Linked DNA regions of Mus musculus: region 1 is linked to region 2. A link is a loop called in an ENCODE intact Hi-C map of the cell type or tissue named here. Cell type or tissue: left cerebral cortex. All regions are shown on one strand. Links, peaks and the distances in the headings refer to the core of each region. The heading gives the core; the rest is flanking DNA.

Region 1 (15,016 bases), core at 3,551-11,550, 870 kb after region 2:
AGAGAGAGAGAGAGAGAGAGAGGATAGAGGATCCTGATGCTTAGCTGCAGTGGCCTACCTTGACTCAGATCATTTAATTGTATATAACTCTTGGCTCCTATTTAATTTTTTTTGAGACTGTATTTAATGTATGTGTCTGAGTGTTTGTCTAACATATATGGGTATCACAACTCCCGAGTCTGAAGTTATGGATGGTTGTGAGCTACCATGTGGGTGTTGGAAAATGAACCCAGATCATTTGGAAGAGCAGCCAGTGCTCTTAACCACTGAGCCCTGATCTCTCTACCCTTCAGACCTAAAGCTCAGTGGGACATGGTGACTCATACCTATAATCCCAGTACCCAGACAAACGAGGCACAGGCTTGCTAGAAGTTGAGGCCTGGGCTACAGAGGACAAGAATCAAGGCTTCTTAGTTTCAAGCAGAGTTTGTTCTGTTAAGCACTGGACAGCTGTGGTGCAGCTCAGCGCCAGAGCATCTCTGTGCAACAGTACTAAGCTCTGAGTTCGATCCCCAGAACCACCAAGAGAAAAACAAGCTCTAAATATTTGTTGAGTGAATGAATGAATGAACGAACAAATGAAACAGCAGGGCTTGAGGGGGCACTGTTGAAACAAATGTAATGGAGGAAATATTTAAAACAAGGAATAGAGGGGGTGGAGAGATAAATGGTTCAGGGGCTAAGAACACTGGCTGATCTTCCAGAGGTTCTACATTTATTCCCAGAAACCACATGGTGGCCCTCTTCTGGCAAGTACTGGCCTTAGTAGTAGATCCTTAAAATCTCCAGCACTGTGGGAGGAGGACCACTGGGTTTGAGGTTAGCCTCTCTAAATGAAGCAAACATATATGTAAGTGTTTACTCTTAAGAAGTGTAAACAAGTTCAAAGTCAGGAGGCTGAGGAGATAGATGGCTCCTGGGCTCTTCCAAAGACCAAGTCTGATGTCCAACACTCCTGTCAGGAGGTTCCCATGGCCTGTCAGTCCAGCACCAGAAAGACCCAACTCTTCCGGCCTGAATAGGCACTTAAGCACTTACACACATAGACGCACATACACACCTGCACAAGTGCTCTCGCACACAATGAAACAAAAATAAATCCGGTCAGTGGTGGCACACACCTTTAATCCCAGCATCAGGAAAGCAGAAGTAGCCTGGTCTTTGTGAGTTCCAGGCCAGCTTAAACTACAAAGCAAGACCTTGCCTCAAAATATAAACAAACAAATAAAATAACAGCAAAACAAAGTTAAAAAGATTTTCTCTCAACAAAGACAAACAAAAAACAAAAACAAAAAGCTCCACGTGGTACTTTATCTTCCTATCATCTCATGCCTCACAGCAACCTCTAGGAGACTATTTGGGATCAGCCACGCAGTTCCCAGACAACTCATTTCTCCTCATCTGTAGGTAGGTGAGGGTTCATCAAAAAGCACTCCGAGGCTGCTGCCCATCCCTAATTGTCTCTCTCAACTGTATATAATAGTGTACTGCATGTTGTATGATTAAACAATTTATTGAAATTTTAAAAAAGCATTTTACTAAAAAGCATTGAGTCTTCTCTTGAATCTGCAAGGTATTAAGAGCCTGTCATTTGTACCTCAAGCTATACCTGACCAGGAAGTCATTCTTCTTCTTCTTCTTCTTCTTCTTCTTCTTCTTCTTCTTCTTCTTCTTCTTCTCCTTCTCCTTCTCCTTCTCCTTCTCCTTCTCCTTCTCCTTCTCCTTCTCCTTCTTCTTCCTCTTCTCTCTCTCTCTTTTCTTTCTTTTTTTTAAAAAAAGATTTATGTATTTATTTATTTATTTATTTATTTATTTTATGTATGTGACTACACCGAGGTTGTACAGATGGTTGTAAGCCTTCATGTGGTTGTTGGGAATTTAATTTTTAGGACTTCTGCTCGCTCCTGTCAACCCTGCTCGCTCTGGTTCAAAGATTTATTATTATATGTAAGTACACTGTAGCTGTCTTCAGATGCACCAGAAGAGGGTGTCCGATCTCATTACAGATGGTTGTGAGCCACCATGTGGTTGCTGGGATTTGAACTCAGGACCTCCAGAAGAGCAGTCGGCGCTCTTAACTGCTGAGCCATCTCACCAGCCCCCTCTCTTTTCTTTCTTTCTTTTCTTTTCTTCTTTTTTTTTTTTTCTCTTTTTTTGGGTTTTGGTTTTGGTTTTTGGATTTTGGGTTTTTTGAGACAGGGTTTCTCTGTATAGCTCTGGCTGTCCTGGAACTCACTCTGTAAACCAGGCTGTCCTCGAACTCTGCCTGACTCTGCCTCCCAAATGCTGGGATTAAAGGCGTGCGCCACCACTGCCCAGCTACCCTTTTCTCTGAGACACCCTGGATTCCTGGAACAGTAGAATGTCACAGGACAAACCACTGCACACAAATACCAAGAAGAAGGAGGCAGTATTCCAGGAGGGTGGGACTACCCTGAAGGAGAAATAATCTTCTTTCAGATTGGATCCTGAGAGATGCCAATGATGGCAGATGAGCAATTTGCAGGATGCCTGACCGTGGTGGGTAAGACCATATCTTGGTCAGGACTGCTTAATCAGGCATTCTTGCCTTCTATTTAAACCTAATTCCCATGTCAGTACCCTAAGACAGAGGTGAGGCCAGTAGACTCCTTTATATTTCTTCTTCCCAACTTGGCCATATTGAATAAATTTCTGCATTTTACATGTATCTTTAATTGGCTCATTGAGACTCTGGAGGCAGAGTGGCTAATGGCTCTGCCCTAAAAACTCTATTTGCATTTTTTTTATGGACACAAGGTGTCAAAGTTACTCAAGCTGATCTTAGATTTGAGGTTCCCTTGCCTGAATTTCCCAAAGGCTGGAATTATAGGCATGCATCTGGTAAAATTTATCTTATTTTAGATTTGTTTATGTGTATGAAGGTTTTGCTTACATGTATATATGTGTGCCACAAGACATGCCTGTTAGCCACAGAAGTCAGGAGAGGGTGTGTGATCTCCAGGAACTAGAAACAGAGATGGCATGGGGGCTGGGAACTGAACAGTATCCTCTATAAGAGCACCAAGTGTTATTAATCGCCGAATCATCTCTCTAGGCTCTTATTTTATTTTTTGAGACCCGTCTCATTGTATCCATGGCTAGCTTTGAATTTTACTGTGTAGCTACGGATGACCTTAAACTTCTGATCCTCCTGCCTAGACCTTGAAAATCCTGGGATTCAGGTTTATCCCGTACTACCTCAGCTGCTCTCATGTGGTGCTGGGAACTGAAACATGGCACCTCTCTGCCAGATGAGCTTCATTGTGAGCCTATTGGTATAAGGTTTTGTTTGTTTTGAGACAGGGTCTCACTATGTAGCCTTGGCTGACCTGGAACTTACTATGTAGACCAAACTGGCCTCAAACTCATAGACATTTGCCTGCCTCTGCCTCCAGAGTGCTGGTATTCAATTAAAGGCCCGTGCTACCATTCCTTGAAAATATATATATATATGTTATATATATATATAAAATATTATTTTCTGTATCTTCAACCATGGGAGGTTGTAATTTTCACCTCTCCTTCCCCCCTCCGTCCTCCTTTCCCTCCTTTTCTTTTTCTTTCTTTCTTTCTTTCTTTTATTTTATTTATTATTACTACAGGTCTCACTATGTAGCCCTGAGTGTCCTGGAACTCACTACGTAAACCAGGCTGCCGTTGAACTCACAGAGATCCACCTGCCTGTGCCTTTCAAGTGCTGGGATTAAAGATGTATGCTGCCATGCCACACTCATTTGTTTCCTGAGACAGGGTCTCAGGTAGTCCAGCCTGGCCTAGAATTCAAAGCGTAGTTTACCGAGGGCAGCCCAGCCCCTGCTTTGTAACAACTAGAGATGCTTTACACGCTTTAGCAATAGGCTGTAGTTAGATTTACTGTTAGAAGGACCAATCTGGGAGGAGTCAGTGCTAGGGGGTTCACCTGAACCCAGCCCTGCAGAGGAGCAGAGGGAAGGAAGTGCTGTCTTGTGTAGAGGGGCAGTGGGGGGCGGGGGGAGGGGCGGCGGCAGGAAGTTTAGAAAGAGTGTTTCCATTTAAGGATGCCCTGTGCACTCTTCCAGAGTCCTGTTAGAAAGGGGGATGTAAGAGTTCTCTGAGCTGAGGGAGGGGAGGAGACCAGGAATGTTGGGAACAGTACAGGGAAAGCCTATGAAAGATCGATCATGAAGCTTGTGCTGGAAACTGTTGGCATTCCTGAGCTCGCACTGAACAACCAGGAGGTAAATCCGTTTCCAGGAGAAGGCCACACCCTCCCTGGTAAAACAGTCACCAAGGTTGATTGACCGATTAAAACTTCAGGTTTAGCAGTTAGCAGCCCCAGAATGAGGCAAGTCTGGAGACACGTTATCTTGAGCTATCTTTAACCCTCTAAATAACTGTTTATTGCCATCTCTGTGTTTCCCCTAACATCTGTGCGACTACCATTTTGGAATGTGCCCACTGACTCCTTGCTTGCATCAGCCCAAAGGCATAGACTGTTATTAGATAAGAGGCTGGAGCTATGGCTCAGTGGTTAAGAAAGCACTGGCATCCATACAGAGATCCTCTGTTTGGCTATTTCCAACAATGTCTTATTTTGTTTTAAGTCAGGGTCTCACTATGAAGCCTGGCTTATCCTGGAAATTCACTAGGTAGACCAGGCTGGTCTAGAACTCACAGAGATCTGCCTCCCCTTGCTGGGACTAAAAGGTGTGTACCACCAAACTGGACCCACCTATGTATTTTCATTTTCTATTTATTTTGGTTGTTTGTTTTTAAGACAAGGTCTATCTCTCTACTCCTGGGTGTCCTGGAACTCACTGTGTAGACCAAACTGGCTTCCTCCTGCCTCTGTCTTCTGAGTTCTGAGATTAGATAGAGGATTGTACCACCAGGCCCAACCGCTAATGTATTTTTAAAGTACCTTGATTATAATTTTCTTTGTGTTATCAGTGAAAGTGTTGGGTGTTTGGGGTAGCCTGAATCTGTGTTTCTGGGCCATGGTCACTCATCTCTGGCTCCAGAATGAATTCCTATTCCCTTTGAAATACAAGCCATAGTTTTGTATCTACAGAGCAGATGGCCTGTTCCCCAAATACCATCTACAAAACTTATTACTCATAACAACCAATACAACTACCATTTAATTAATATAATTAAATCCTGGGGTCTCGCTGGGCATGGTGATTCATGTTTGTAATGCCAGGATTTGGGAGCTAGAGGCAGGAGAATTGTTGCAAAGTTGAAGCCAGCCTGGGCTATATATAGCAAGATCCAGAGAAGGTAGGGCAAAATAAAAAGCAAAATGAAAAAGTCAGGTCAGTAGTCCCCAAACCTAGCTGTTTCAAATAATCTAGAGAATTTTTTAATTATATAAATCTCAGGTGGGACCCAAACTAACCCAGAGGACCAGAATGTCTAAGGAGAGGGCGGGGACTTCCTTTCCTTCTGAGGCAGGGTCTCTTGGGCTTACTGTATAGCCCAGGGTGACTTCAAATGCATTATTCTCCTAGTTCCCCCTTCTACCTCCCAAGTGCTCAGACTGCAGGTGGACGCCACTCTGCCTAATTCAAAACTGTGAACTTTTAAAACCTGCTTGTGGTGGACCATTCCTTTAGTGCAAGCACTACAGAGGCAGAGGTAGGTGAATTTCTGTGAGTTCTAGGCCAGCCTGCTTTACATAACTTCTAAAGGAGCCAGAACTCCATATCAAGACCCTTTGAAAAACAAAAACAAAACAAACCAACCCTTTTCTTTGAGCTGGATTGGGAAGGCAGCTCAGTGGAATGTAGAGTTTAGCATGTGACCTCCGATCAAATTAGCATGAAACAAAAACAATCTGTCTTTCCAAACTGTTAGCCACTTATCTGCTGAAATCAAACCATCTCTAATATATATGATGTGTGGGGAAAAAAAGCAAGACAGCTAGGTTGAGATAGTGTCTATATTATTTTTGTGTGACCCCAGTCTACATTGGAGATGGTGGCACATTCCTATAGTCCCTGCTCTTGGGAACAGGCATCCATAAAACCAGAGTTCAAAACTATTTTAGGCCATGAGGCCAGGGACTGGGATACAAGAAACTCTGTCTGAAAAGACTGTCCACCACAGCAGAGATGGCTCAGGGGTTAAGGGCAGGTACTGTTTCTACAGAGGACCCAAGTTCAACACCTAGCACAAATATCAGGTCGCTGTGAACTACCTGTAATGGGAGCTCTGAGGGATGGGACATGCATCTGGCTTTATCAGGCACTTGCACATACACAGACACACATATACATACATAAATAATAATAAAAACTCTTAAAAATAAACTCACCCTCAGTACCACTAACAAGCAACAAATATGAAGAACACTGAAATAGCAGCTCTGCTTACTCAGGGCCAGAAAGTTTGTGGCCTTGTACAAGCTCCCTTGCAACTTCGTTTACAAGAGAAAACCTTTAAGAGAAATAAGCAAGCCAACTCATATCGTGTTACTTCAATTTTGTTTGATCTTTACACATTGATGGGGCAGTGGTTGTGCGCACTTTTAATCCTAGTACTAAGGAAGCAGAGGCAGGGGGATTTCTGAGTTCGAGGCCAGCCTGGTCTACAGAGTGAGTTCCAGGACAGCCAGGGCGATACAGAGAAACCCTGTCTCGAAAAATAAAGATCAGGTTTGGCTCACAGGCATCTTCACCTGTTGAGACATCTTATCAGCTCCAAGACTTTTTTTTTAATGTTGTTGTTGCTTAGGTTTGTTGTTGTTGTTGTTTTCTTTTCTTTTCTTTTCTTTTTTTTGTTTTTTTGTTTTTTTGTTTTTTTTTTTTGTTTTTTGGTTTTTCGAGACAGGGTTTCTCTGTATAGCCCTGGCTGTCCTGGAACTCACTTTGTAGACCAGGCTGGCCTCGAACTCAGAAATCCGCCTGCCTCTGCCTCTCGAGTGCTGGGACTAAAGGAGTGCGCCACCACGCCCCGCTTTACATTTTTTTTTTTTTTTTTTTTTTGGTGTTGCTTGTTTTTTGAGAAGGGCCTTAAGTAGCCCCACCTGGCCTAGAACTCCCTGTGCAGCTGAAGGTGACTTTAAATTTCTGCTTCCAACTCCCACATTCTGTAGTTGCAGGTATTTCTCACCTTCCCCAGCTCAAATTACATCCTTTGAGCAATGTAACTGGGGAAGCTCAATGGGGGTAGGGTGGGATGTAGCTTACTTAGAAGTGTTTACCTAACAAGCACAAAACTAAGTTCAGTGGTGAACTGGGAGATCAAATTCAAGGCCATCCTTGACTATAGAGAGTCCAAAGCCAGCCTGACTGCACGGGACCCTGTCTCAAAAGAAAAATATATGGAATCACAAATATGGCCATAGTGAAGATACTTAAGAAGCCCATAACCATGTCTTGTGATATAATGGTTATTCATCTAAATAGTGAATAAAGTAACTACCTTCCCTTCACTCTGGTCCCTCCTGGAATTATTTTTGTGATGTAAGACTTGTAAAGATTAAGTACACTAGTAGAGTTATCACACATGAAACACTGTCATGTACATAAACACTAAATGTTGCCTAGTACTTTTACAGTGATTTGAATGGCTCCCATGGGCTCATATGATTGAATGCTTGATCCCCAACTGTTTGGGAGGGATTTTAGAGAAGGTGTGGCCTTGTTGGAACAGGTGTGTAGATGGGAGTGGGTTTTGAGTTCTTAAAAACCCACACCAGGCAAAGTCTCTCTCTCTCTCTCTCTCTCTCTCTCTCTCTCTCTCTCTCTCTCTCTCTCTCTCTTCCTCCCTCCCTCCCTCCCTCCCTCCCTCCCTCTCCCTCTTCCTTTCTCCATCCCACCTCCCCCCACCCCCTTCTCTCTGCTTGCTATCTGTGGATCATAGCTCTCAACTACTCCTGTTTCAGCCCGGGCTATTAAAAAAAAAAGTCCCTATTTCAAAAATTAATTAAATTAATTAATCAGAGTCTGGAGCAGGAATGGTGGCACATGCCTTTAATTTCAGCATTCGAGAGGCAGAGACAGAGGCAGATCGATCTGAATTCGAGGCCAGACTGGTCTACAGAGCGGGTTCGAGGACAGCTAGGGCTACACAGAGAAACCCAGTCTCGAAAAAGAAAAAAAGAAAGACAAAATCAGAGCCTGAAGTCCTGTGAAGGAAAAGAGGGATCCAGGATCCATGGTACTGTACCACACAGTTAGAGAAGAGCCAACGCCTGGTCCAGATGGCCTTCCCTAGTCTCTCTGTCTCCTAAAAAAAAAAAAAAAAAAAAAAAAAAAAAAAAAAAAAGTGCACAGCACTATGCTCAGTAGCTCAGACAGGTGTGTAGCACACGCTGTAGGAACTACACTACCCAGCATGCAACTGAAAAAGAGCGGGGCCTTTCGGTAGGGACTAGCGCCCCCACAGAAAGTTTCATTGACTCCTTTCTCATTTCAGCCACCTCCCAACTCTTCAGGCTTCGCCCCCACCGAGAGAGGGCGTGACCTCGAGGAGGCCCACGAGACGCTTCCTCCTTTCCTTCTCATTGGTCCGGCTCAGCTGTCATTCGGGAGCGAGGAGAAGTTTGCTTCCTGATTGGTGAATTCCGTTTGGCGCCAACTAGGAAAGGGGCGGGGCGGCGGCTATCCTGAGTGTGCAGCAATTAACGCTAAGGCCACTTTGGTGGTGAGGGAAGTGAAGGTTCCTTCTCTGCGAGCCGGCTACGGAGCAAGGAGGGAGAAAAAAAGTGAGGCGAGTTAGTCGGAGCGGTGGTCTCAAGACTCTTCCTCCACGGAGTTTGTTTGGATTTAATCTTGAGGTTGCAGGCGCCCGCCCGCCTGCGGGCCTCGCGGGACAGAGAGGGAAGCACCGGTGCTTGTGCCTGGCGCCTGCCGAGTCCCCTACGCTCGCCGGTCCGCGCCGCTGCCCGTGGCGGCCGCGTCTCTGAACCGCGGGGTCGTGTTTGTGTTTGACCCGCGGGCGCTGGTGGCGTGGCACGCGGCTGAAGCCGGTGCCAGCGGGGCGGGGCCCGGCGCAGCGGAGGCGGAGGAAGACGGAGCGGGAGTCCGGGCAGGCCCGGCGGCGCCATGGAACTGGGCCCGGAGCCCCCCCACCGCCGCCGCCTGTTCTTCGCTTGCAGCCCCACGCCTGCGCCGCAGCCCACGGGGAAGATGCTGTTTGGCGCGTCAGCTGCTGGCGGACTGTCCCCTGTCACCAACCTGACGGTCACCATGGACCAGCTGGAAGGACTGGGCAGGTGAGAGACCAGCGAGCGATGCCCCAGGCCGCTGGCCTCTGGTCGGCCCTCGGGATGATCCAGCAGGAAACAGAGTCTGTCCACTTGGTTCTGATGCTCCGACCCGGAATGGCCTGGCTAGGGCCCGCCATGTGCACCCTCCCTCCCGGGCGGAATGTTGGGCGGGAGAGGCCGTTCGGATAGTCCAGGGCTATCCTCAGCCAAGAGCCAGACCGCGGAGATCGAGGAAGCCTGCTGGGCATCCTGTCTTGTTCACCCCTTTCAGATTTCTCTCTACGCTGTCTCTATTCCAGAAAAGTCTTTGGAATCTACCCTTATGGGGGTTGGGAGGGAGGGTGAGAATGGGTCCTCCTAGGCCCTCTTTGCTGAACCACCCGCGCCGGATCTTAGTTTCCTGTAAGCTTTGTTCCTTCTCAACAAAGGGACGTGGCATTTTCTTTTCTTGCATTTGTGTAAAATCTATGCAGCCACCTGGCCGGCACGTTTCTTGTATCTACCCATCTACTACCTTTTTTAAGCTATCACTTTTTACCTAACTTTTCCATATTGGAAATCTTCGAGGACTTTGTAGTCCTACACCACTATCACTAACAAAAATGCTTAACACTATTTTTAGTGAAGTTGCTTTTCCTTCGATGTTGGGTATTTCGCCTCCTAAACTTGTCTTACAACTTTTGCAAACCCTGAAAAGCTGGGACTCCTGGCCTAGTCACCTTTGCCCTTACTCCTGGCTCACTCAGAACCTCAGACTGAGGCTCTCCTTTAAGGAAACCCAGCCCTTGCCACAGGCCTGTCTGACAATGTGGCCCAAGGCCAAACCACTCACTCCTTTCTTTGTTTAAATGCCAACTGGGGTATTCTGGGTGGCCAAGTGGGGTGTCCTTGGCTTGGTCTCTCAAAGATGGTTTGTGGCAGCCTGGCTACTTCGTGGCCTGTATGTCACCTTTTTTTTAATCATGTGCTAGAAATTGCTCATGTGGAGGTGCCTCTCTTGGTTTCAGTGACTGTGAGAAAATGGAAGTGAGAAATAACAGCAGTCTACAGAGAATGGGCTCCTCAGAATCGACCGATTCAGGTATTGCCATTACTGTTCATGTGTGTCTATGTATGTGCTCGTGTGTGTTTAGATCAGAAGGCATCAGAGCCGCTGGAGCTGGAGTTACAGGCCATTGTGAGCTGCCTGATATGGCTGCTGGGAACTGAATTTGTCCCCTCTACAGGAGCACCAAGTGCTACTAACCACTAAGCCACTTATTTTTAAGAATTTAATTAAATCAATTTATTTATTTTGAGACAGGGTCTCACCATGTAGATCACATTGGCCTCTTGCCTCTTGAGTGCTGTGGTTAAAGGCATGGGCCACCATCCATCCCCCTGACCACTCCAGGTGTCCGTTCAGCCTTCACATTCATCTGGAGTCAGCCATTCGGGAAGCATCTTGCCTAGGAATTTAATTGGCAACAGTACACATAGAAATTGTGGTGTGGTGTGGTGTGGTGTGAAGTGACAAACACCCTTTAGTAGAGTACAGAGGAAGCTCCTGAGACAGTTTATGAAGAGAAGAAGCGCCAAATCTTTATTCCAGTTCTTTTTTCTTTTTTTTTTTTTTAATGTGTGCTTTTATATATGTGGATGTTGGCTCACATGCCTCTCGTGTGTGCATGTGGTGTGTACTTTCCTCAAAGGCCAGGAGAGGGTGTCGGATCCCTTGGAACTGAGTTACTGGCGTTAGCATGTGGTGGCTGGGAATTGAACTCAGGTCCTCTACAAGAGCAATTGTGCTCTTCTGAAACATCTCTCTAACGCTACTTTTTGAAGACACAGTGTCACTATATACACCAGATTGGCCCCTTGGAACTGAACTTACCTGGTTGTATTTTTCATACCCCTAAATGAGTACATTTGAAAAAATAACTCCACAAAAACTTAGAGGGGTCAGTACTATCTGGGGAAAAAAAAATCAGTCAATCTTGATATTAGTTGGCCTCTTCAATCTTGTTTCCCTTGATGGTATTTGCAAATAGAGGATCCATGGGTGCACTTAGGAAATGTTGCTTAACACCAGAATGTGTATTACTTCCTAAGAATTTTGTTTTTATTTCTCAAAGGTTTCTGTCTAGATTCTCCTGGGCCCTTGGACAGTAAAGAAAAGTATGTATTCGTTACTTTAAAATTTTCTACTTAGAAGGAAAGTTTTCCTTAAGTAAGCCCAGTGGCACAGGCCTGCGGTCTCAGCTACTCGGGAAGTTAAGGCGAAAGGATCAGACACTCAAGGCCTGTCTGGGCAATGTAGTAAGATCCTGTCTCAAAGTGCAAAGAGCACCCGACTGCTCTTCCAAAGGTCCCGAGTTCAAATCCCAGCAACCACATGGTGGCTCACAACCATCCCTAATGAGATCTGACTCCCTCTTCTGGTGTCTGAAGACAGCTGCAGTGTACTTACATATAATTAATTAATAAATAAATAAATAAATAAATAAATAAAGTGCAAACTCGGTGATAGAGTGCTCGTGTGGTATGTGAGGCCCCAGGCAGGGTGAATCCCTAGAACCTCCCAAAAGGAAGAAACTTGTTGGTTAGCTTTTGATATGGAATCTCATTTTGAAGCCCTGGCTTGCCTGCCTGCCTCATGGGTGCTGGGTTAAAGGTATGCGCTGTTGCTCCTGGTCAAAACTTAATTTTTGAATAACGTTCTTCATACAGTGGACTAGAGCTCTGTAGTTAGCTGTGCCTGCTGAGTTGCTCGGATGCTAGAAACACTACTGGGAATGAGTGCTGCTTCATACCAGCAGTTTGCAGGACTTCCCCCCCTTTAGGTTAGCTGTAATTTCCCCTGCTCTCCTTTTTGACGTTAGGCCTTAAATGAACGGATGTATGTATTGTAGGAGACATCTTGGGGTTTGGGTTGGGTTGGTTTTTTCGATCTGGGGCGCTCCTGAGATCAGAGAACACTATTCTTGTATATGCTACAATGAGAACCATGCCATGCCCCTACTCTAGGTTGAGCAATGTGAATCTGCTCATATGAATATCTCTTTATTCTTATGTTTACCTTTTTGATCTCATTACAGCCTTGAAATTTCCCTGACGAGAATAAATTCCCTACCTGTAAGTTCTGTTGTTTTGAGCTAATACCTGTAAATTGCTCCATCAAACACCTTTCCCTACGATGAGAAAGTGGGCATTGCTTTTCTACATCCCTGTAAACACATAGGCAGTAAGGTATTACCTAGAGGAACTTCAACAGTAACAGCCTCTTGTGGACTTTGTACTCACCTCAGTTTTATCAAACCAGGAAATGTTCTTTTTATGCAAATGTTACTAGGGGGTTGGTATGGCACTATATCATACCTGCCAAGAGGTCAATGCACCTTGTCTGATTAGGTGGAAGGCCATTCTGAGTTAGAGCAGGTTGAACCCCTGGGCACTTATGTGGTGGTAAGCTAGTTTTTCCAAACCCCACTTCATTTCTTTAAGAATTAAAGTTTTGGCTGGGTATAATAGGTCAAACATGTAATCTTAGCATTTGGGAGGCTGAGGCAGGAAGGTCATCTCAAGTTCAAGGCCAGCCTTGTCTTCAAAGTGAAACCTTATCTTAAAAAAAGAAAAAGGTAACCTGAGTTTTCCATTGTGCTTGCCTCTGTGAACTCAATTTCTCTGTTTTACTTTGATAGCAGAAGCTCCTGGGATGTAGCCCAGCCCTGAAGAGGAGCCACTCTGATTCTCTAGACCACGACACCTTTCACCTCATCGACCAGGATGAAAATAAAGAAAATGTAAGCATAGCATCACCATGGCAACCCCAGCTGGCAGTGAAACCTAAGTGTCTGTCAGCAGCTGACAAGTGACATGGTTGGGCTGCCATCTAACCTGACTAATGGAAAGGCCACACCTAGCCTCTCAGTAGAGAAATCTGATTTTGAATCTTGCTTCTTCTACCTAGCTTTGTGATGCTGGAGTTTTGCTAGGCCAGCGCCTTTTTCCTGTACCTTATTTCCTCCGATGAGTATCTGTCACATTTATAAACACTGGATTGAAACGCTAAAATCCAAAGCCATGCAAGTTCTGTGGAGAATATCTGAAATGGTTGCTTTGAGGATGGTGTGTTTTATCCAGAAGTCCATGTGTGCCCTGCCTGGCTTTCTCTCTTAAACTGTACAGGGTGTCTTGTCTAGAATAGTTGGTCAGATTGATTGGCTTGCCTCTCGGCCACTCTATTTCCATATATTTGTTGTTTCCCATTTCCTGCCAAAATACCAGTCAATAACCCTTACAAAACCTACGTCTTGTATGAAAGCAGATTTTGTCTGGCAACTTAGGGAGACATCATGAGGTATTCCATGCAAATGGATTCCCTCCTTGACTGCTTGGAGCAGTTTGTCAACCTTTCCAGTACAACTGGACCAAAGTCTAGATGTAGCTCTTGACTCAAACTTGACTTCTCCCAAGGTTGTCTTCCTGGAAGCTTTGCTCTAAAGGAGAAATAGATAGATTAAATAACTTTCTGGAGTGGTCCTCTCTGGCTTCAAGATCGTAGGCACACCATTGAACCTGTAGATGTAGTTTTCTTACTGAACAGGCAGGTTGTATTTGATGATTAGATAAGCTTATGTTCAGAGAGTACTTAGTAATAAAAACTGATATTAGCAGTTACTGGTTTTAGTACTTAATAACAAGTGTGCTTCTGTAACTTAAAGATAGGCATGCATCTTTCTGCACATGGTGTTCTGCTTTGGTGTATGTCTGTGTACCATGTATGTTCCTGGTGTCTGCAAAGGCCTGAAGAGGGTGTCAGATCCCCTGAAACAAATTACTGATGGTTGTAAGCCAACCTGTGGGTACTGGGAATCAAACCTGGGTCTTTTAGAACTGTGTTCTCCAGTTGTGGGGGTTGCACATCTTTAATCCCAGCACTTGGGAGACAGGCAGGTGGACAAGGGCAGCATGGTGTACAGACTGAGGTCCAGGACAGTCACGGCTCCAGGAAGAAACCCTGTCTCAGAATACAGAATACAGAATGAATGAATTGAAAGGAACTCTGCTCTTACTGCTAAGCCATCTCTCTAGACTCAACAAATTTTCCTTAATTTTATTTAGTGAAAGAGAAAGCCTTGGGTGGGAGCGTGCCGCGGTGCACATGAAGACAGGTCAGCTTTCAGGAGTGTGTTCTCTCTCCACTGTGTGGGGTACAGGGATGGGATTCTAATCCATCTTCAGGCTTCCCAGAAAGTGTATTTACCAGCCAAGCCACCCCACCAGCCCTAGAGCTGTTTTATGGACAGTAGAAAATATTTCAAATATGTTGTTTTGCAGGAAGCATTTGAATTTAAAAAGCCAATACGACCTGCATCTCGTCACATCTACGAGGAGAGTAAAGATCCCTTTACACACAGGCAGAATTCAGCCCCAGCTCGGATGGTACGTGGTTTGGCTTTCGTATTTACAACATGGAGAGTGTGTGTGTGTGTGTGTGTGTGTGTGTGTGTGTGTGTGGCTTTCGTATTTACAACATGGAGAGTGTGTGTGTGTGTGTGTGTGTGTGTGTGTGTGTGTGTGTGTGTGCGCGCGCGCGCTGTGGCATCTGGAAGGTAGAGGGAGGAGGGCCAGGAGTTCAAGGTTGTGCTCAGCTCTGCTATGATTTAAGAACAGCCTGGGCTACATGAAATCCTGTTTCAAAAACAGAAAAGCAAGTTTACTGTTATTGTTTGATGGCTCATGGCTGAGGCCTATGAATTAACTGGAGTTGCCTCATTTGGCAGATTAGAAAGTTTCATTAGAGAAGTTGATATACTCATC
Region 2 (15,016 bases), core at 2,758-10,757:
GGGACTGAGGTGTCAGCCTGAGCCAGACCCTTCTGTCTGCTCCCAAGGCCAGGCCTGTACATCTTTCCCTAAGTTCTAAGTATAGGATTGAAATGTGGCTCTTGTATCACGTGGTTGTGGCACGTGTCTTTCGTCCCAGGGAGACAGAGGAGGCATATGGATCTCTGAGTTCAAGGCCAGCCTGACAATGAGTTCCAGAACAGCCAAGGCTACATACACTTTTCTGGACGGGAGGTGACATGGCCAAAGATGAGGCTTACAGATGTGTGCCCTAGCCAGGGATCCCAGAGGTCACAGCACAGCCAGTCAGCCTCTCTGTATGCACCTGTGACCAGTGACCTGGGGCCAGGTTGGAAGACTGCCAGGACAGTAAAGCCCCTAGGGCAAGGAAGGATAGATGGCCTGACCAAGACCCTTCCGAGGAAGAAAATGCCTGCTTCTAGTTGGGGCTGCTGGTGGGTTTTCTCTGCTGTCCCCAGCTCCTCGGGGTCCCCAGCTCCTTGGGGTGTTGGTGTTGGTGCCAATTGACACAGGCACGTTCTCCAGTCTCGAACACCATAAGCAGTTGATAAAATTTGATACATTTATATAACCCAGAGCCACGCCGACGTGTCTGGAAGCTATTAGTCTTCCTTACCATTAGCATCCCAGCTTAGACCTTTAGGAGCTCTGAGGAGATGGGACAGGGCATGAGGGACCCCAGTACCGTGGCAGGTAGGATATTGTTTTTTGTTTTTGAGGATGTAGTAGACTGGGCTAGTGTTGACCTTGTGTTCTCTTGCCTCTGTCTGTCTGCTGGCCTGCCTGTCCGTCCGTCTTCCTTTGTTTCTTTCTTTTTAAGTTTCCTAGGTTTTATTTACTTATTTTATGTGTTTGAGTATTTTGCTTTCATGTAGGTCTGTGAACTGTGTGTGTGCCTAATGTCCGTAGAGGTCAGAAGGCAGCACCAGATCCCTTGGAACTAGAGTTCTGGACCCTTGTGCTCCTCTGTGGGTGCTGGGAACCAAACCCTGGTCCTCTGCAAGAGCAAGAGCTTTGTTGTTGAAAGACAGCGTTTCTCTGTGTAGCCCTGGCTGGCCTGGAACTCTCTCTGTAGACCAGGCTGGCCTTGAACTCACAGAGATGCGCCTGCCTCTGCCCCCAGAGTGCTGGGATTAAAGAGACGTGTGCCTCAACACCAGGCTAAGAAGAAGCGGTTTTAACTACTGAGCTATCTCTGCAGCCCCGAGTCTTGTTTTCTGATGGCTTCTTTTAGTGACTTGAGATGTGACAGGATTTGTGTGTATGCACAGGGCACCTGGAGAGTCAACTTCTGTCCCCTGAGTGGGACTGTCATGTGATGTTGCTTAATTTTGAAGAGTTCTTCCTTCCTCAGTGTGGTCAAGATGCGGGAAACAGGTGTAGTCAATTCAGGTGTCTACCTGGAATTCACTCCAGGGACTGTGGCTGTGCCTTTGGCAGAAGTGCCTGGAAGTAGGTGGGCAGGTATAAGCTCTCCATTGCCACAGATGTCTCAGGCCTCTAGGCTCCGAGGCTCTGTGGCCTTCAGTAAATATATGGAAAAAGTAAGCAGAGAGGGCTGAGTTGACAGGAAGTCTTCTGACTTCCTTCTTTCTGTGTGTGGTGTTATGTGCTGGCTACCAGATGTTGGAGTCCTTATGGGCCCAGGGCTAGCGTCTGACTGCAGACCCCACCTTTTCTCACTTTTCTCAAGGTCTGCAGTGTCCCCCCTGGTTCTGCCCTGTGTATAATAATTTCTTCCCTCGAGGGCCTATCTCCACATCTTGCTGTTGTAGGCAGGGCTGCCACGAATGCTCTTGAACTTTGGTTTGCTTTGTTTCTTTGCTGGGAAGCTTATCTTAAGGAGCAGAGGTGATCACCAATTTATTGCCTTGTTTTGTGCCCAGATCCAATCTGCTGCCCTGACTGCCCACCTTGTGGGTTGATGGGAGAGGGGAACAGGGGCACTGTCACCAGAGACTGTGGGAGGAGGCCCAGGTCTACTCTGGAAAAATAGATGTCGTGCTGTCTAGTTTTTATGTCAGCTTGACACAAGCTATAGTCATCTGAGAGGAGGGAGCCGCAACTGAGAAAATGCCTCTGGAAAATCAGGCTGCAGGCAAGCCTGTAGGGCATTTTGTTAATTAGTAATTGATGGGGGAGGGCTCAGCCCATTGTGGGTGGGGCTATCCCAGGGCTGGTGGTCCCGGCTGCTATAAGAAAGCAGGCTGAGCTGGCCATGATGAGCAAGCCAGTGAACAGCACCCTCCGAGGCCTCTGCGTCAGCTCCTGCCTCCAGGTGCCTGCTATGTTTGAGTTCCTGTCCTGACTTCTTTCAGTGATGAACAGTGATATGGAAGTGTCAGTCAGATAAACTCTTTCCTCCCAAGTTGCTTTTAGTCACGGTGTTTCATCGCAACAACAGAAACTCTAGGACAGGTGTGAAGATTAGATACAGTGCCTCAGTACTGCCCCTGAGGGAGCAGTAGTGTGTATGTGTGTGTAGGTGTCCATCGGTAGGGACAGGCGGATGGATTGCCCCTGATATACTCTCTTTAAATTGCTTCAGCACTCCTTGTCAGCCTGGGCAGGAATTGTGCAAATAACAGACTCCAGAAGTCTGCTGGGCCTGAGGAGGAGGCAGGGCCTTGCTTAACTCCGTTGGTTTCTTCTAACCTTAGCCAATACTGAGGTTACTCTGCAAGTGTCCTCCCTTTTGCTTCAGCCCACGTCTCCTTCCCGCCCCCCCGGGGGTTCCATGTCTGGATCATGCACAGGAATGATGCCGCCCACATCCCTTGACCTGAGTGTCGTTGGGGCTGAAGTTCGCTTGTGTCCATAGTCCAGGATGCTGCTGGAGCAAGGCGAAGGGCGCAGCTTCCCAGGCAAGCTCCAGCTTTTCCTTGGGGAAAGTGCTAAATCATGCTGTGAGGGCAAGACTTAGAGTTGCCAGAAGGTGCCAGACTCAAAACAGGGATGGAAGCTTGCCTGATTGCTGACACCAGGTAGAGCTGTCCCTGAGCTCTGTGCTCTAGAGAGACAGCTAAGGGGGTTCTTTATAGTCTGGCAAAGGAGGGCAACTAAGTGGACAGAGGAGAGGCAGGGACAGCTCACCACATCTGCTTAGCAGTCTGTCCCCTATGGGCTTTTTGGTTTGGTTTGGTTTGGTTTGGTTTAATAGCCCTGGCTGTCCTGGAACTCGCTCTGTAGACCAGGCTGACCTCAAACTCAGAAAGATCTTCCTGCTTCTGTCTCCCAAGTGCTGTGTGATTAAGGGAATGAGCCACCACCGCCCAACCATCTCCTCTGGTTTTACTGTCCCTGGTCCTATGGGTGATGAAAAAGAAGGCTCCTGTGACTAGGATGGGGTCACATTTGGTCACTTTGGAAGCTGAGTTGAGTCACAAGCTCTCCTGCTGCTTGGTCATCAGTCCCAGGCAGCTGAAGCGCAGGGACGCTGTGAACAGGTCTTTCCCTGCCTCCAGCCTTGGCAACTTCTCTGATTGACATCCCGACTTGGTAGCATGTAAAATGGAGATGAGCAGACTATTAAGAGGATTGTCATTGTTGGGCCTCTGCTTCAGTCCCATGTGACCCTCACCTTGATGTACTTCTTGTCTCCCTGCTCCTAGTTACTGCACATCGGTGCTGGGCCAGGGCCATGGGTGGCTGGGGCACTGCAGGGATAGTGTGGTTAAATCCTTCCCTGGGGGAGATTCAAACAAGCTCTACCCCTCTTCCTAATGTCCCAGTGGCCTTCGGAGGCACAGCTCCACAAGTTCAGTCTAAGCTGATGAGTTGACTGGACCTCCTTACAGAACATAGGTGAGGGGTCCTTACACACAGCAGGTGGTAGTGTGTAGCCGGATACTCCGGTGAGGGTCTCCCAACCCTGCTCACACTTCCACGAGGGGATATAAACAACAAACCTAGGCACAGCTGGTAGTTGCTTGGCTTGGTGGACAGTCACTAATAACGGCTACTCCAAGGAATCAGTCTAGAGTTGTAGTCATTAGTGAGGTGACCAAATAAGGGGTGAAAATGCCCCAGGTTCGTGTGCAGGTGCTCTTGGAAAAGGACAGGTTGAAGGGAGACTTTTTTTTTTTTTTTTCTGTTTTTGGTTTTTTGAGACAGGGTTTCTCTGTGATAGCCCTGGCTGTCCTAGAACTCACTTTGTAGACCAGGCTGGCCTCGAACTCAAAAATCCACCTGCCTCTGCCTCCCAAGTGCTGGGATTAAAGGCGTGCACCACCACTGCTTGGCTTGAAGGAGGAGACCAGGAGACCACGGTGGAACTGGCACATTGTTAAATGAGGTAGATGGAGATTAGGATATGGATTCCTGTGTGAGAGGGGCAGGCTTTGGCTCTGTCCTTTGGGCAATGGACAGCTCCCTAAGAATGTCCAATTGCTGGCCTGTGCCTTGTATACATACCGATGTGTGCTTTGTGATAGAGCGGCCGGTGAGGTTCCAGAGCCCATAGAGTCTTGGGAACAGAGCAAATGTCAGCCTAAGACTGGCTCTGGGGGTTCTTAGGGGGCTGTCTGATGCCAGGAAGCCAGGGACGTACAGCTGGTACCAATCCTGTGCCCAGAGGCTGATCCAACACGGTCGAGAGGGAGACTTAGTGATCCAACAGCCTGTGGCCATGTGCCTGAAACTAGCTGCTCTCCTTGTCGCTGTGACAACATACCTTAAGGAAGAAAATGTTTTTTCTGGCTCACAGTCAAGGGGACAGACCATCATGGCAAGGAAGTTGCGCGGCAGAAGCTTAAGGTGGCTGGCGACATGGCAGCCACGGTGAGGAAGCAGAGAGATGGATGAGCGCTGTTGCTCATCTTTCCTTGGTTTTTGTTTGCTTTCAGTCCAGGCCCCCTGCCCACATGCTGGCTGCCCACATTTAAGACAGGTTTTCCCTATCTCTGCTAACCTACTAGAAACTCCCTCATAGAAAAGCCCAGACACTTGTTTCCATGGTGACTGTAAATCCCACCAAGGTGACAATCCACATTAACTATCACAGTGCTGCTTGCCTTCCAGTCTGCATGACTAACTGTCCGACACTCATTGTCATGGTGGGCCTGCCAGCCCGGGGCAAGACCTACATTTCTAAGAAGCTGACGCGGTACCTCAACTGGATTGGCGTGCCTACTCGGGGTGAGGCTCCAAGGGGATCATGGGAGGACTGTGGAGGCAGGGAAAGAGAGAAGCCAGCCTGGGTGGTGGTCAGGACCCAGGGAAGAGTCCTGGGCAGGGATTGGTAGGGTTCCTGACCTGTCTCTCCTCCCCCCCAGAATTCAACGTTGGTCAGTATCGCCGGGACATAGTCAAGACGTACAAATCTTTTGAGTTTTTCCTCCCAGACAATGAAGAAGGCCTGAAAATCAGGAAGTAAGTGTGGTGAGGGTGGGGGAGGAGTGAGGGTGGGGCATTGCCCTAGAGAAGGCTTGGTTAAGTTACAACCCATTTGCTAAGAAGTTCCTCCTCTCTCAAACTCTGAATGCTCCTGAGCTGCAGTTACTCAGTGCAGTGACTGCCTGCTGGGGCTGGCTCGGTGCCGGGGCTGGCTCGATGCTGTGTGACAGGGCCTGGAACCTCAGAGCCGAGTCCTGCTGCCATCTCTGGAATGCTAGGATTAAAGTGTGTGCCACCATGCCCAGCTGTAGGTCTGGCTTCTTAACCTCTCAGGTTGTAGAGAGTTTGGCATATAATGGGTTTAGGGAGAAATTGTGTGTAGCCTCCTGATGGCTGTCCCTTCCCTGCCCCAGTGTTAAGGACCTTTGGTAAGGACATTCTATGGGAAGGAAGGGGCTTCAGGGAAAGGCGAGGCTTACCCAGGACGTGTCTGGGACCATCGCATGACATGGAGGTCCTGTTTGTCTACTCCAGGCTACCCTAGAAGATGCATATTATTATTTCTTTTCTGTCCCAAGATGGGCACTCTCACCAGTACTGGAGTATGTTTGTCCTATGCTTGGCATGTTCTTGGCATGTGCTTGGCATGTTCTTGGCATGTGCCAGCCAGGCCTTGGGTTTAGTCTAACATGGCTTGGATGCTGTGGAATGAGTAGTTGACACTCACGATCTCTGTCCCCCTCCCAATTAAGGCGTAATGTTTTGAAGAGTGATGAAATGTCCTTATTGGAAGGGCTGGTGGGATGCTCGTAGAGTTGTGTCCTGCTGGGCATGACTGTGCATACTTTTCATCCTATCACTTGGGAGACAGATGCAGACAGATCTCTCTGAGTTCAGGGACAGCCTGGTCTGTATAGTGAGTTCCAGATAGCCAGGGCTACATAGTGAGACCCGTCTCTAAATAACAACAGAAATAAGCCTTGTTCTATCTTCATGTCTGCTGCTGTGGTAAGACACTAGACAAAAGCATAAGAGAGAGCATAGGGGAGAAAGGTGGGTTTGGTTTACTGGTTCAGACTGCAGTCCACCGAGAGAGGTCAAGGCGGGACTCAGAAGCAGCTGGTCACACCCGCAGCTCAAAACAGAGAGGTGATAAGTGTGTGCCTGCCTGCCTGCCCAGCTTGCTCTTCACTCTTAAATACGGTTCAGGGACCAGGTCACCATAGGGTGTCACCCACATGGTCAAGGCAGGTTTTCCCACTTCAGTTAACCTAATAAAAAAAAAAGAAGAAGAAAAAAGAAATCAAAGGTTGGAGAGATGGCTCAGTGGATAAGAACACTGCTCTACCACAGGACCTAGGTTCAATTCCCAGCACCCACACAGCAGCTCATAACTGTCTGTAAGTCCAGTTCTAGGGGACCTGAAACCCTCACACAGACTTAAAATACAAACAAAACACTAGTGCACATAAAAATAAATATTTTTTTAAAATCCCTCATAGACATGCCCACAGGCCCACCTGATGCGGACAGTTTGTCATGGAGAGTTTTTCCAGGTGACTCTAAGGCTGTGTCAGCTTGACAGTCACTTACCACCACAAGCCCCTTGTCAGCTGTGGTGGCAGACTTGCCTCTGCATCTTGGTAGGACAGTAGTAGTGACTTTCTCAAATCAAGTCCAGCCTCGCAGTTCTGACCTGGAGCTGTGCACTAGGCTACTACCTATTCTCCCTATGGCCACCAGGGGGCAGGCGCACCCCACTGTGTACTTAAATCTGCTTCCTCTGCTCTTGAGTCATAGGGGTGAGACAGGGAAATCACCCAGAAGGGGTCTGACATTTAGGTAAGACTGGAGGCTAGGAGATGTATTGATGTTTGGATCTACTGCATGCTTGGTGGCTGATATCCGTTGTCCCCATTTTATAGGCAAGGAAACTGAGGCTCACAAAGTCCAAGAGTCTCATATACTCTGTACAGGTTTCTTCACATTTGAAGTAACTGTTGAGTTTGGAGGTCCGTGCCTACAGTGCCAGCAGTTAGGGGGTGAAGGCAGGAGGGTCAGGTTTAAGGTTAGCAATCCATTACATACTTCAAGGCCAGCTTGGGCAGCATGAGGCCATGTCTGAAAAGACCCAAAACCAATCAATTAAACAAAACAACAACAACAACAACTTCCCATCATCCACTCACCTAAATATCTCATGGCTAATAGGTCAACATCTCAGGTGCAAAATCTAAAGCATTGCCAAGGCGTAGGCCCCGTTTGCTCAGTGGTGGTGCCTTCCCAGGTGTGCATCTGAGCTTAGGATGGGTTAACACTGTTTGGGGCCATTCAGTCTGAATTAGAGGAGTAGCGTGTGGGGATGTAGTGTTTGTGGTGTCGGTATCCCCAGCTGCCAGCGGTTTCCCTGGGGCTCCTGAGAGGCCAGCATGTGGGGAGTAATTCAGATGAGAAACCCAGACAGAGAGGTGGGAGGAACTAACCCGAGGTCACCTGCAGGGACACAGGAGCCTCTGGCAGAGGATGGGACAGACAGTCCTGTTGTTTTTGTTCTACACCTAAAGCCTGAATCTAGCCACTGGGCCACAGGGCCAATTTCCACGGACCATCCCAGTTTTTCTTCTAAGGAGTTGGAAAAAAAAAAAGGACCAGAAGTAGTTTTTATTTTGCTCTGGCTTTTCCTTTGTTGTTGTTTGCAGTACCAGGGATTGAACCAGGGCCTTTTTGATAGATTGGCTTCACCTTCAGGCCAGGCAGAAGGAATTTTTGTTCTGTTTTGTTTTGAGATCGATGCCACACAGGAGCTCAGGCTGGCCTTGAACCTACTACATAGCCACGAATGACTTTGAACTTCCGACTCTCTTGTCTCCACCTTCCAAGCGCTGGGATTACAGGCATTTGCCACGGGGGTGGGGGCGGGGAGCACACCAGAAGTCTTAAAAATGGGAAGTCTGAGAAGGAGAAGAAAGGGGCGATTTTCTATCCGCACACCCACTGTCGAGGTCTCAAAAGCTACATAACATTCAAATATACAAAATCACGTAAGACAAAGGTGTAAACAAGTTTGTGCTGGCTCATATATGCATCTATACAGGCACATGTATGTACACACACCCCACCAGGCACATTCCTATCCTGTTTTCTTACCGTACATGAGCTCCCTGTGTATACCATGGACATATAACCTCATGCGTATACTTTATATGCACATATCTACATACACATGAGACTATATACCATATGCGCACATGGGCATGTTCACATACATGCACAACCCCTGAGCACATATGGCCACACTGTCTGTGAGAGTGTGTACGCACACGTGGGAATCTTCACTTGGGCTCATTTTTGAGGGTGTGATACTGAGTCGTACACACGTGCTCAGCCTTTGTTTACATCTGCACACCAAGCACACTTGGACCCTAAGACTCCCTTCAGGTTTGCCGACTTCCCAGGACTCACGGCTAAGGTCCACTACAGCAAACTGACAGAAAGGGAAGGCTCATGGCGTGAAGTCCACAGGAACCAGCATGGAAGCTGTCTCCTTGGAGTCCCACAGGATCTCTCAGTTCATCCAGCAAGAGTCCAGGGGGCTCTCACACACGCCGGCACACTTGCAAACCCATACATGGGTACAGTACATTCATGCCCACACAGAGACATGCAAGCACAAGTGTATGTGTACACTCATACATGAGTGTGCACGCAGGCCCCTAAGATGTTCTCCTGGCATTTTCTTTGAGGCCCTGGGATTCCTCCTCCACAGTAGATCCACAGTCAGAACAGCTGCCAAGCTTAGCCCAGAACATACTGACCTGCAGGCTGGTCGGAAAATGGGCCAGCAGTGCTCGTTTTCTAGACGCAGAATTCAGACATTTTGGCAAAACACTTTTTTAAAAAATGTTTTTTATCCTTTATTTTATATGTGTGAGTGTTGTGACTTCATGTGCTCTACATACATGCCTGGTGTCCTCTGAGGTCAGAAGAGAGTGCTGGATTCCCTCAACTGGAGTTATGGTGCTTGTGAGCGGCCATGTGGGTGCTGGAATTGAACCTGGGTCCTCTGAAAGAGCATCCAGTGCTCTTAACCACTAAGCCATCACTCTAGCCCCTTAAAAACATTTTTTTAAAGATTAAATTTTTCTTTCATTTTATTATTTTTGTGTGTTTCTTCTGCATGTGTGTATCTGCCTGCCATGCCCTCAAAAACCAGAAGAGGGAGCCAGAGTCCACAGAATTGGATGTGGGTGCTGGGTTTTGAACCTGGTTCTCTGGAACATTAGCCAGAACCATTCTGAACCATTGAGCCATTTCTCTATCCCCTTAAGATTTGCTTTAATGTCCGTCCATCTGTCCATCTGTCTGTCCTTCTGTCTGTCTATTTTTGTTTTTCAAGATAGGATTTCTCTGTGTAACAGCCATGGCTGTACTTTGTAGACCAATTCACAAAGATCCACCTTCCTCCTCTTCCCAAGTGCAGGGATTTAAGGCGTGTGCTGCCATCACTCCCTGGCTTTCTTTTAACTTTTAAATATCTTTGTGTGTGTGTGTGTGTGTGTGTGTGTGTGTGCGCGCGCGCGCGCGCCGTATACATACAAGTACTACAGAGATCTCTGGCATTAGAGTTGCTTAGTTTTGCACTGTCTGATGGGTGCTGGGGACTGAACTCATGTCCTCTAAAAGCTCCACAGTTGCCATGAACCACTGAGCTGTCTCTCTACAACTCCCAGAGGAAAGCTCTTTGCAGCTTTAATGGAAAACCCTACAGAGCACAGAGGATCACCAGGAGGCACGAGGGCACAGCTACCTAGTGACCTGGACCTGGCTCCACAATGACATCTATGCAGTATAGTCCTTTGACACTGACACTGACACGTGGGGGTGGGGGTGGGGGTGGGGGTGGGGTGCATGCACATCCTGAGATCACAGATGGGAGATCTAGCACTGGTCTATGACAGTAAGTGAGGCACAGGTGGGAGGGCTTGCCTGGAGTGGGCCATGCCCTGGGTTCCATCTCTAGCATTGCTTGTTTGAAAAGGGAGGATGTTGGGCTGGCGAGATGGCTCAGCGGCTAAGAGCACTGACTGCTCTTCTAAAGGTCCTGAGTTCAAATCCCAGCAACCACATGGTGGCTCACAACCACCCATGATGAGATCTGATGCCCTCTTCTGGTATATCAGAAGTCAACTAATAATAATAAATGAATCTTTGGGCTAGAGCAAGGACTGAGTGAGTGGGGCTGACCAGAGCGAGCAGAGGTTCTAAAAATTCAACCCCCGACAACCACATGAAGGCTCACAATCACCTCTACAGCTACCGTGTACTCACATACATAAAATAAATAAATAGTAAAAATCTTTTTTAAAAAAAAGAAAGAAAAGAAAAGGGAGAATGTCATAGATAGAAAGCAAACATACAGCACGTGGGAGGCAGAGGCAGGTGGAGCTCTGTGAGTTCAAGGCTAGCGTGGTCTATATAGCGAGCTCTAGGCCACCCGGTGCTATAGAGTGAGACCTCCCTCAAGCAAAACAAAGCAAAGGTAGCTTTGTCTCTCCAGACCTTTAGGAGAAGTGGGCTAAGTGGGGATGGCCTCCACGTGGCCGTCATTTTACAGCAAGCGAGGCATCTAAGTGTATCATTGCACCTGATCATCCGGGGTCAGAGCTGAGCGGGCACAGCGCTGTGCTAGAGGCAGAGAGGATGGTAGCCTGCTCCATTAGGGGGTGGTTTGTGGAGGTCTCTCTTCCAGGACATGTGCAGCCATGTGTCCTTCCTTGCTGCCCTCGGCCCCAGCACAGAGAATGTCTGATTGGAAAGCATTTATCCCGGGGTCAGAGAAATGAGAAATGTCTCCAAGGTTAAGAGCGTTTGCTGCTCTTACAGAGAACCTGGGTTCAAGTCCCAAGTCCCAGCATCCACATAGTGGTTCGTAGCCGCCTGTAACTCGAGTTCTGGGGGATCCAACACCCCCATCTGATCTCTGAGGGCACCAGGCACACACACACATGCGCGCGCACACACACACACACACACACACACACACACACACACACACACGATGTACATCATGCAGGCAAAACACACATATACACGAAATAAAATAAATAAACCAAACATAAATTAATTCATGAAAAGCACTTATCTTGGTAATCATAGACCACGCATGACATTTCAGAGTCGTGAACATGGCAGAGTGACAGCGGGTCCCCGATAAGATGACAAAGGAAAGTAGCGTTCAGAAAACCGACAGCCAGGGACACAGCAGATGAGAGCCACAAGCTGACAGATGAAAAAGGAGGAGACCGGAGGGCTGTCCCCTCCCCTGTCTGTCCCCTCCTCTGTCTGTGGTAGGGTTAAAGGTCCGATGCTAAGCTCACTCTGTGTTTTCTCTCCTGAAGGCAGTGTGCCTTAGCAGCCCTCAGTGATGTCCGGAAGTTCCTCAGTGAGGAGGGGGGACATGTGGCGGTAAGTGTGACACCCTAGAAACAGTCAAGAGTGAGACTTAGGATTCCCCTCACCCCACGCCCAGTTCACCATTTGCTTACCAGGCACCTGGAAGGGAAGTGAGTGGGATGGGTGTGCCCCTGCACGCCTGAGGGTGCTAGCCAGGGAAGAAGCATACAGAAGGAACTGTCTGGGCCTGCGTTTCCCCTGGACTTGAATCTACATTTAACGCCGCAGTTCTTCCTTCTAGAAGTTAGCACCAGCAGCAGCATACCTCAGTGTTCCACACATTAACTTCTGGATTAGGGAGCCCTGCCCATATCGGTTACCATTCCAGACCCTGGGGAGGGAATTCTACCAGGTTGCTGGATGATCCCTGCAGGCAGATGAAGTGTGGGTCCAGGGAGAGCTGGGGTAACCATGAGGAAGATCGCCCCTGGCCCGTGCATCTCATTCCTACCGATTTCCCTTTGGAGCCATGCCTCCTGGAGCTCTCAGACCCCAGTTCCAACTTGTATCTACTACCTGTGGCACGGCCATCACGGTCCTGGGAAAAGCACCTGTCCTGTAACCCAGGCCCCCTTCTCTCGGCTTTGCTGACCTGCTTGTGTTATTGAAGTGAGTCCCACAGATCCCATTCTTCAGTTAAGAGGCTGGAGGTGTAGCTCAGTGCTGGCCTAGCAGGCGCGGAGTCTGGGATTTGACCTCTAGCACGGAATAAACTGAGCATGGTTTTGCGTGCTTGTAGTTCCCGTTCTACGGAGGTAGAGGCAGGAGGATTGGAGCGTCCTTGGCTGTATAAGGAGCTGTAGGCCAGCCTGGGGTGCCTGAGAGCCCATGTCCAAACAACAGAATAGTGCTTGGGGAATACTTGGGGTGAGGCCTTGCCTAGCAGAAATGTCCTGATGTTTGTTTGGTCAGTTGGTTGGTTGATTTAAACAGCAACAACAACAAAACAAAAACAAACAGACAAAAAAACGTTTTTTCTGTTTGAATTTGGGTCTTCTGGCTTGACTACACATGCACACACACACACACACACACTAAATATAGTGAAAAATATATAAAAAAGAAAAAGAGGTGTTGTTAGGTGTGGTATCACATACTTGTAATCTCAGCACTTGAGAAACATAGGCAGGGGGATTGCTGCCTGTCTGAGGCCAGACTGTCCTACACAGTAAGTTCAAAGCCACCTGGACTGCATAGTGAGATCCTGTCTCCGTCCCTCACAAAAGAGGTTTAGCTTACAGTTGTGAGGCTAAAGGTTCTAGATTGGGCACTTCCCCACCCCCCAGCCTTTGTTAAGGGTCTAAATAGCATTGTGACAGGAGCCACTGAGGGAAAGATCACACTGGAGATAGAAAACCACGGAGCTGGGTAGGCCAGACTTGCATCTCTCTTGGGAGAACTTGGACATGAACCTTAGGAGAAAAACCACATCCAAATCGCAGTACTGGGCTTAGCTGGTTTTGCTAGATTTCTCTGGTCGCAGGTGAATCGAGCGGCTGCTGTGCGAGCACTGCTGAGCACATCTCTCTATGAGAGGCTGCAGGAGCCAGGTCAGACTCTGGCCTGGGCAGCATCCTGGCAGGAAGCCCGGGGCCCCAAGGGCGCCTGGGCTGCAGCCCTGGGCCAGAGTCCTGAACTCACCCCAGTTTGGTCCTAGGTTTTTGATGCAACCAATACGACCCGAGAGCGGAGAGCGATGATCTTTAACTTTGGAGAACAGAATGGCTACAAGGTGAGATCTTCTGGGCACCCTTTCTTAGCTGAGCTGTTGTGTATCTGGACCCTCGGAGACTCCGTTTGCAGCCTCCCAGTGTTCGTGAGCACTGGGCATCGAGTGGCTGAGGGATTTGAGAGGGAGGTGCAGTTTCCCTTCCTCCTGGAATTTGCTTTCTAGGGCTGTAGTGGGAGAGCCCGGGACACAGTGATACCTCATTTAGCTACATGACACTCCAGCTTGGTCAGCATGGCCGCGGGTGCAGGGGGACACTCAGGGAGGAAATGCAAGTCACTAACCGTGCCTGTGGTCTTGTCCCTGCCCTCCCTGCGTCTTCTGTCCTTGCTGTAGACCTTCTTTGTTGAATCTATCTGTGTGGATCCTGAGGTTGTTGCTGCCAACATCGTGGTAAGCAGTACATCTGACTTCCTTGGGATGATAACGAAGGAGACAGGTGCCGTTTGACAGTGAGGTTCCCGTCCCAGTTTGGGCTGGTTCTTGGCCTGACCTTCAGTGATCTTAAATTTTGTGGGACTGGGGAGGTGGATGAGCCTGGAGTCCTGAGGACCAGTTGTGTAGAGGGCTGTGTGCCTCATGGGCCTTCGTTCTTGCTCTTTTCCCGTTCCTTGCTCTGCGTTCCCCTCCCCCACAGCCCTGGCCAGCAGAAGGGTACCTCAGTCAGGGTGGGCTGGGTTTCTATTTAAGTGGGTTTTTTTCCCACTCCCTGTCTTAATCTGTACTCCTCATTTATCTCGAATGGCTGTATGGGTTTGAAAGATAATTCAGGAGAAAGAGCTGTAGGCTTCTCACTGAGACACAGGGTGAAAGGCTAACAGGCGGAGCATTCCTGATGGGAGCAGTCCCCAGCTAGGCTCTGGCCTCAGGCCCCCAGCCCTGGCCTGGCTTCTGGTCCCACCTCCCTGCCCCCTGCCTAGCTGTGCTCTTGCTTTCTGGCTCTGCCTGGATTCCAGCCCTGATGGCTTCTTGCTCTGTGCCTGACTCCGACAGCAAGTGAAGCTGGGCAGCCCTGACTATGTCAACCGGGACAGCGACGAAGCCACCGAAGACTTCATGAGGCGCATTGAATGCTATGAAAACTCATATGAGTCGCTGGATGAAGACCTGGACAGGTGGGTGAGAGAGCCCCGTGGCTGCAGCGGCACTGAGGGGGGTGGGGGGAGTCCACTTGGCCATCTCGGTGTGATTCCCTGTGGTGGCTCCGTGTGGTGGTCGCCTAAGGGTGATGGCCTCTCAGGGAAGCACTCCAGAAGGCCGGTGTGGTCTGACCACTTTTGTTTCTTTCCTTGAGGCAGAAGTTGTTGGCTAGAGGTGGCTTACAGAACACTCATTACCTCCTGTGGGACTTTCTCCTGTCTCACTATAAAATCAAACCTAATTTCTATGCAGGAGGCCTTCCCAAAAGGTGTTTGCAAACACTTCATACATTTCTTTCATTCTGCTGTTGGGGAGTGGACAGGAGCTAGCCAGATCTGC

The links. Peaks named below come from ENCODE experiments on the same cell type or tissue, not always from the same donor. Only the 100,000 strongest peaks of a DNase experiment are listed, where the experiment ranks them.
Region 1: a loop joins it to region 2, with 2.4 times the contacts of the local background. A loop is called at or near these places in 10 of 42 quality-filtered maps.

Annotation. Positions count from the first base shown.
Region 1 is chr9:109,866,940-109,881,955 of GRCm38, forward strand. Cdc25a (cell division cycle 25A) reads left to right here and starts at 8,640. Exons shown (of 15, transcript NM_007658.3): 1 at 8,640-9,220; 2 at 10,222-10,295; 3 at 11,329-11,371; 4 at 12,292-12,328; 5 at 12,895-12,996; 6 at 14,534-14,638. The coding sequence starts at 9,051. In left cerebral cortex, for the core only: a CTCF peak has its summit at 8,397; DNase peaks (open chromatin) are centred at 8,501, 9,085 and 9,616; H3K4me3 peaks cover 1,764 bases; H3K27ac peaks cover 674 bases.
Region 2 is chr9:108,993,819-109,008,834 of GRCm38, forward strand. Pfkfb4 (6-phosphofructo-2-kinase/fructose-2,6-biphosphatase 4) reads left to right here. Exons shown (of 14, transcript NM_173019.5): 2 at 5,041-5,157; 3 at 5,295-5,391; 4 at 11,754-11,820; 5 at 13,466-13,540; 6 at 13,874-13,930; 7 at 14,531-14,652. Among named protein-coding and RNA genes, the nearest start is that of Pfkfb4, 9.4 kb to the left of the region's middle. In left cerebral cortex, for the core only: CTCF peaks have their summits at 7,082 (motif pointing right) and 9,565 (motif pointing right); DNase peaks (open chromatin) are centred at 4,941, 7,110 and 9,574; H3K27ac peaks cover 1,109 bases.